2 separate regions of the Homo sapiens genome follow, and region 1 is linked to region 2. A link is an interaction called in ENCODE POLR2A ChIA-PET data of the cell type or tissue named here. Cell type or tissue: OCI-LY7. All regions are shown on one strand. Region 1 overlaps RBMS1 (RNA binding motif single stranded interacting protein 1). Region 2 overlaps RBMS1 (RNA binding motif single stranded interacting protein 1).

Region 1 (4,000 bases), 93 kb before region 2:
GCTTTTTTTTTTTTTTAAGAGAGATTATTTTTTAACCTACAAATAGGATTTAAAATGACAGTGGGTGATATCTGGTGTTCTTTTCTACCTCTCTCTGTCTCTGTCACAAAATTCAAATACATGTTTCAGCAGTACAGGATGTTCTTCAGTACACATCCTTTGAGCCTTCAAAATTTGATTTGACTGTGTGGTCTGACGATAGCATGTTGAGATAAGTACATTGTGATAGTAATCTGTGCCTGAGCCCTAATGAGCATCTGCTTTCTAGGGCGCCACAACAGCACCTTTCTTTGTTTCCTCTTCCTTTGCTTCTTTGATTTGAATCTTGTTAAATCCTGCAAATGGGTCATTTTTGTTTGTTTTTCAGTATGCAAATCCTCCTAGCTCCCTTTTTTGGGGAAAAAGAAGCCAGATATTTTAAATATAAGTGAATGCACTGGGAATTTTAAAGGAGTCTTCAGGAAGTGCACAGCCATAGTTCTTCTATTAGCAAATCAGACATATTATTCTAAAAATCATCTAGTTAAGTTGATACAAATGGAAATACCTGGTCAGTTTAATTAAATTCAGTAAATACTTACTGTCCAGGCATGGTATTAGGCCCTGGAAGGTGTGATATGTAATTAAAACATAGTGTGCATCATCACAAAGTGCAGTGGAATAATTTTATTTGTTTATTTAAAACTTATATAGTGCACAAATTTTAAATCTGTAGGTTGATATACTCATGTAATAACCACTCAGGTGATGATATAACATTTCCAGAACCAGACAGCATCCTCACTTGTACCCACTAAAGGTAACTACTAGTGTGACTTCTATCTTTGTTGGTTGGTTGTATCCATTCTTGTACATCATAAAGATGAAACCATATTGTATGTATCCTTTTCTGTCTGGCCTCCTTAGCTCCTTATTATTTTGGTTTGAGTCATTGATGTTGTTATGTGTGCAGTTGGTTCTTTTTTTAATGCTATGTGTATTGGATTACAGGATATATTGTATCAAAATTTATGTATCCATTATATTATTAATGAGCATTTGGATTATTTCAATTTAAGACTATTTTGAATACAATTACTGTAATTGTCTTGTTCATATCATGTGTTCAACATATGCACTTACTCCTAAGAGAGGAATTTGTAGGTCATAGGATATGTGTATGTTCAGCTTGGGTAGACACTACCAGTTTTCTCCTGCCAGCAAGGCATGAGAAATCTAATTGCTCTATGTCCTCACTAAAACTTGATATTGTCAGTCTTTTAGTTTTAGCCCTTCTGGTGAGTGGATATCTCATTGTGGTTTTAATTTGCATTTTCCTGATGATTAGTGATGTTGAGCACTTTTAAAAATATATTCATTGGCCAATTAGATATCCTCTTTTGAGAAGTCTTTTGCAAATTTTTTGATCATTTTTTAAAAATAACAACTTTATTGGGATATAATTTACATACCATGCAATTCAACTTTTTGTTCACTTTTTAAATTGGGTTGTCTTTTTTATTGGTTTGTAGGTTTTAAAATATATTTTGGATACAATCCTTCATCACACATATGTATGAAAATATCTTCCCTTAATTTTCAGTTTTCCTTTTTACTCTCTGATTGATAGTTTTAATAAATATAAGTTCTTAATTTTAATGAAGTAAAATTTACCAATCTTTTATGATAATTGCTTTTCGTGTCTGTTTAAGAAATCTGCTTACTTTAAGATTGTGAATTTTTTTCTTTTTTTTTTTTACATTTCCTACTAGAAGCTGTGTTTTATCTTTCACATTTAGGCCTGCAATCAATTTCCAATTAATGTTTGTGTTTGGTGTGGATAGCATCAAGATTTGTTATTGTTGTTTGTTCCACCTCGCCCACCCCCGGTGCCCCAGTATGGCTGTTAATGATCCAGCCCAATTTATTGAAAAGACATTTCCTTCTTTGAATTTCATTGTTGCCTTTGTTGTAAACTAGGTGAACATGTTTGTGTGGTTCTTCTTCTGGACTCCTGCTTTTTTTTTTTTTTTTTTTTAAGGCAGTCTCACTCTGTTGCCTAGGCTGGAGTGCAGTGGCGTGATCTAGGCTCACTGCAACCTCTGCCTCCCAGGTTCAGGCAATTCTCATGCCTCAGCCTCTTGAGTAGCTGAGATTATGGGTGTTTGCTACCATGCCTGGGTAATTTTTTTGTATTTTTAGTAGAGATGGGGTTTCGGTATGTTGGCCAGGCTGGTCTTGAACTCCTGGCCCCAGGTGATCCGTCACCTCGGCCTCCCAGTGGATTCTTGCTCTGTTTCATATGTATCCTTGTGTCAATACTAATTACTGTAGCAATATAGTAAGTGCGTATTCTCCAAAGTGGTCTTAACTATTCTAGGTTCTTTGCATTTCCTTATAAATTTTAGCATCGGCTTGTCAATTTCCATAAAAATAAATCTGCTAGGATTTTTACTGGAATCATACTAAATCTATACATCAATTGGGGGAGAATTGATATATTAACACTAATGAATCTTCCAAACTTTAAGGATGGTATATCTCTTATTTATTTATGAATTTACCCCTTTAAGTAATTAATAATAAAACACAAAAGTTATTGTTTTAAGTACTTGTTTCTTAAATACATCCAATGATTTCTTCAAGATCTGTATTATGGTAGTTGGCATAGGTTCTATGAAGAAAATAATTCTTTTGAAGAGAGAGAGTATGTTTGTTATCACAGATCAAAATTAATTTTGAAAAGGAGCTTGCCACTGAAACCTACTCTTTAAGAACAGATGACGTTCTTTTTAATTTTTCTTGCATGCATGTCAAAATATAACTGTATTTCCCCTTTATACTCTTTATTCTCTTTGTTTATTTGATGGCTTTGTTTATTTGATGTTGTTGTGACACCCCATCACCCTGCCTTATATGTTTATAAACATAATAATAAATTGAAAATTAGTTTTTTTTGGAGGATTTTCTGACATCCCTTATGATTTTTTAATATGCCCCTGATATTGTGAAAGCAAAGATTGGGAATTGCTGCTTAGATACCAACTTCTAAGCAATAAAACATGCTGCTCAATGGGCTTCAGTTCCTTCAAATCTTTTCTTAAATGTTTCAAAAATCTTATATATATATGTATTTTTTTCATGCTTTATATTGAAAGTTTTAAGCTTTGATTATTGCCATATTCAGCTAGCCAAAAACAACTACATAGAACCTTCAAAGCGTATTAATTCTGGCTAGGTTAGCCTAGGTTGAGTAGGAGGTTGAATAGATGACTTCTGAAGTTCCTTCAACTCTAAATTTTATGATTCTGGGAATTTATAACATCCAAGAATCACAGAATGTTAGAATGGGAAGGAACTTTAAGATCATCTAGTCTAAGCCACTCATTTTACAGATGAGAAAGGCTACCCAGAGTGTAGAGACAGAAGCAGAGCTCTAGGGAGGCAGAGAGAGGGGAAGTGGCAGAAGGGCCAGAGCTGGGGAGGGTCTGGGCATAACCTCACAGGACTGGTCAATCCATGGCCTGCAGAGGAAAAAGGGAGAAGAGAGACCACACAGGAGCTTCAGCATCACTCCAGGAAACTGATCACAGGTTGGATGGGATGCGAATGGGGCCAGTGGCACCAGCTGGTGTCTGAACAGGAATCAGTAATGGTCACTCTGTCTGAGGTCACCTGGCAGTCAGGGCCGGCCAGACTTTTGTGCTTTCTACAGCTAGCATAGCTGCTTCTCATGGTTTGGCAGAACAGCAGCATCCAGAGCTGATTCTGCCTTGCTCTCATGTGTCTAACCTGTTGTAGATGAGCTGGGTAGCCCAGAGCTGCGCCCTGCTCACCCTCCATGGCCCCTGGCCTATTCATGGCCTTGTTGTGTTTCTGAAGTCTTTCTTTGCCACATTCCTAAAGATTTTTGTTGTTATGGCTGTGGGGCCAAAACCCTCTTCACTTTTTCAGCATGCCTGGAATTTTCCCAGATCGGCTGGATGGACTCTACTTCATTCTTGGTAAAGTTTCTCTATCC
Region 2 (4,000 bases):
CCAAGCTTTTGTTAGGCTATCACAACTGGCCACAGAACTACAGCGTCCTATCTTCAAGTTTGTGTCCCTCTCTTCTTTAAGTTGAAATTCAAGGTCTACCTCTTCCAGGCAGATGATCTCTTTTTTTTCCTAAAGTTCCTGCTCTTTATTACATTAGAACAATTCTGATGTGATGGGTTTCATCCACCACATCTCACTTGGGGTGTGTAAGTGGGTGGAGTGGAAAAGCAATAATGCCTGTTGTCTTGAGAAAGGGATGGGTTGCACCACTACCCATTAAGGTATCAGGTTACCTCTAGGGAATGGGAGTGAGTTCTTGTAATATTCTTGCCCATTTGTAAGATTGTTTTGAAAGCTATTACAGAGCTGCAATTCTGTAAGAATATGAAGTAGCATTAAAACTTAAGTTTCTTGAGTCTTATGTAAGAATTTAAAGATGTACATATGTTTTATTAGAGGGGCCTCTCTTTAGTTTTTCTCAACCTTCAGGTTTTTGGTAAAATTTTCCTCTCCTCCCCTCCCCACCAGAATACAGGGGACACATCTTAGATGGATTGATTGAAAAAAAAAAAAAACTAGTAATTTTCATTATAAAAGGATTCCTCATTATGTGATTGTTGGTTAATTACTGAGGGTTTTTTGCCTTTTTTTTTTTTTTTTTTTTTTTTTTTTTTGAGACAAGAGTCTTGCTCTGTTGCCTAGGCTGGAATGCAGTGGTGCAAACTTGGCTCACTGCAACCTCCACCTCCTGGGTTCAAGCGATTCTCCTGCCTCAGCCTCCTGAGTAGCTGGGACTACAGGTGTGCGCCACCCCGCCTGGCTAATTTTTGTATTTTTAGTAGAGATGGGGTTTTGCCATGTTGGCTAGGCTGGTTTTGAACTCCTGACCTCAGGTGATCCACCTGCCTTGGCCTCCCGAAGTGCTGGCATTACAGGCATGAGCCACCACGCCCATCCTGCTGAGTTGTTTTTTAAGCTTTTGTTTAGGTATGTTTATCATTACCAGCTAGATTGTTTAATATCTTTGAGCACTGGAACCTCTCTTTGTAACAATAGCATTTATGTATTTCATGCATATTTTGCAGGGCACAGCATTTTCTGGTATTTTTCTCAGGCTTTCTTTAAAAATTGTGTTTCCTCATCACATTTAAAACATGGATTTGCTCATATCAAATTTTTCCAGAACACATCCAGGGTGTGAAGTTAGGTATACTTATCGGTCATTATCTCAGCAAGAATTGTCAGTGTGTGACAGTGCTCTGTGTCAGGGATGCGCCTAGAGGTGCTCCACCCTTTCTGATTAAAATGAGGTCGTTGGGTTGACCAGGACAGCTGTTTTCTGAAATTTTTGCCACAAACAATCACGTCAACTAAAGTAAGGATGGAGACAGTTTGTGAGATGAGCACATGTGGAAATTACTCTATGCCTGAATAGGAACAGAAAGATCTGGCCTGTCACTGTGTGGGTGTATGCTGTGGAAGGCCTCCCCCCAGGGGGATTCATCCCAGCAATTTGTTTATCCCAATAAAGTTTGTAGACCTGTTAACCTAGGAACTCCCTACATGTCAATTAGAGGAGCCATGAAAACCTCTCGCATCGCAGGGAGGGTTGGTTAGAAGTGTCAGTTCAGGGAACCGGAAATTGCTTGGCTCAGCTGACACAAAAGAGGATCTGAAGGGTGCGGGCAGAGAGCAGGCAGTTTTAGAACCAGGAGACGCCTTTTCCTGCTGGGGAGTGACAAGTCAAGTGTCATTTGGAAGAGTTGAAAGGTGGACTCTGTGTGGAGCAAGGGACAAGATGGGGCTGCTTTGGGAGTGACACGGACCCAGAGCTAGAGTGCCCAGAAGATTCCGATTAGCTGTGGAATCCCGTGGAGTAGCCCTTCCAGCTTAGCAGGGGCACTGGGTCTCTGAATTTCAAAGACTTGCTGTCTTGGTTTTACCCCTCACCGTACCACCTGCATCAGAAACTCTTGGGGTGCTCATTAAAAATGTAAACCATTGGGTCCCTCTGTCGCCGGCAAAAACAATGTGGGGGGCATTTTAGGCTATCTGGGTTACCTGGAATCTCACTGAAGGCTAAGGACCACTGGGTGAATTATTCCTCAAAGAGCGGTTGCTCTGTGTGTTTGAACCTTTCAGTGATGAGAAATGAACTGTCTTCTAAAGCAGTGATCTTTTAAGTCTGGGGTGATGCAGGCAGGAAATGTAAATGGGTGCCAAATAAGAGAATGACAGTCTTATGAGTAACTGAGTTAAAATTGAGTCCAAAGAAAAATTGGGATACTTTGCTTAGGATTGACGTCAGAAAAGCTAACAGCACATGTTAGTTGGAACCCTGTTTGGCTGTAGTACCGGAGCAGCTGGACTGATGCATGAGAGCCATTCTGAGTTCCTCTAGGACACTGGAAATAGTTTCAGAGGTCAGCCTGTGGACATGCTGAGCCAGCTAAGATGCCAGGGCCAGGCATAAACCTCTGGGTTCAGATGAAGCTCTCTGAAATCTAGGATAAGGAAAAGCTTTTTCTTTTCTTTTTTTTTTTCCTGTCTAATGTCTGCCATATAATTTTTAAAGTAACTGCCTGATGGGGTGGCAGTGTATGCATTTGCACATTATGGGGTGGGAGGATCTGTGTGTTTTGTGGGGGAGGCTGTCACAAAAAGGAGAGATTCCTGAGCATATATTGAGCCCAAATACTGTGAGCAATGAGAATGAGTTTCCATTTTCTTTCTTTTTGTTGACCCTTTTCCTCACCCTCTCTGCTGTACACAGAGTAGGAAAGACTGTCATTTGCAGCACAGACAGAAAATGTTCCAGGGCTTGTGCCATTGCAGAAACCCCTTCCTCCCCTGAAACTGGTCAGCTGTCTAATCAGAGAGGCACCCAGACCACGACGTGGCTCCTCTCCCTGCCTCTGCTTGTTCAGGCACCATCCCTAAAACCTGCCAGTTAATGCTACCTTTAGGAAAAAACATTTAGTGATTAAAAGCTCTTGCTAAAATGTGGAGATTTACCCAATTCTTATTCATCCCTCCTAAGGGAAGACTGCAAAAAAAAAAAATCATTAAAATAAAAAGACTAGATACTGTAATGTAATCTCACTTGCCTCAGTCTTTTCCCATTTACTAGCATCACCGCATCCCCAGCTGCTGCAGCTAATAACATTTTGAAATTTTTAACTTCTATACTGACAACCATATATAGGGCTATTGAACAGCTAGAGGGGAAAGCAGCCAGGAATATCAAGGGGTGGGGACAGTCTTAGAATTTGATAAACAGACAGTGTCCTGTGATCAAATTGGTTGAAAGCAGCAACTTGTACACCATGTAGAAAACATGCTTCCCAGTTCTTCAGCTGACACCTAGCTAGGAGGAGTGGTGATGTACACAAAATAACAGTAGCTTCCAGAAAGCGGCACACTGGAAGGTAAGCCCACGTTTGTAATAGGAATAAATAATCATAAAATCCTGCATTTCTGTGAAAAATACTGAGGGAATTCTAGTATGACTAGGTGTATAAAAAGACCTGAATGGTTGATGTCTTAGTTCAGGCCGCTCTAACAAAGTAGACTAGGTGGCTTATCAACAACAGAAATCTATTTGTCACAGTTCTGGAGGCTGGAAGTCTGAGATCAGGGTGCCAACATGATCGGGTTCTGGTGAGGGCTCTCTTCTGGGTGGTAGACTGCTGACTGCTGTATTTTCATGTGGCAGAGAGAGCCATAGGGTTCTCTGGGGTATGTTTTTATAAGGGCAGTAATCCTATTCATGAGGGCTCCATCTTTATGACCTAAATCACCTTCCAAAGGCCACATCTTTTTTTTTTTTTTTGAGATGGAGTCTCACTCTGTCTCCCAGGCTGGAGTGCAATAGCACGATCTCAGCTCTCAGCACTGCAACCTCCGCCTCCTGGGTTCAAGTGATTCTCCTGCCTCAACCTCCTGAATAGCTGGGATTACAGGCACGCGCCACCATGCCTGGCTAAGTTTTGTATTTTTA

Evidence for each region. ChIA-PET counts read pairs that join two places held together with the same protein. Peaks named below come from ENCODE experiments on the same cell type or tissue, not always from the same donor. Only the 100,000 strongest peaks of a DNase experiment are listed, where the experiment ranks them.
Region 1: POLR2A ChIA-PET joins it to region 2 with 5 read pairs; 6 of 35 experiments call an interaction of 5 or more read pairs at or near these places.

Annotation. Positions count from the first base shown.
Region 1 is chr2:160,479,096-160,483,095 of GRCh38, reverse strand. All of the region lies in intron 1 of RBMS1 (RNA binding motif single stranded interacting protein 1), which reads left to right. Among named protein-coding and RNA genes, the nearest start is that of RBMS1, 13 kb to the left of the region's middle. In OCI-LY7, no CTCF peak of the experiment used is centred here; no DNase peak of the experiment used is centred here.
Region 2 is chr2:160,386,373-160,390,372 of GRCh38, reverse strand. All of the region lies in intron 1 of RBMS1 (RNA binding motif single stranded interacting protein 1), which reads left to right. Among named protein-coding and RNA genes, the nearest start is that of MIR4785, 20 kb to the left of the region's middle. In OCI-LY7, no CTCF peak of the experiment used is centred here; a DNase peak (open chromatin) is centred at 1,642.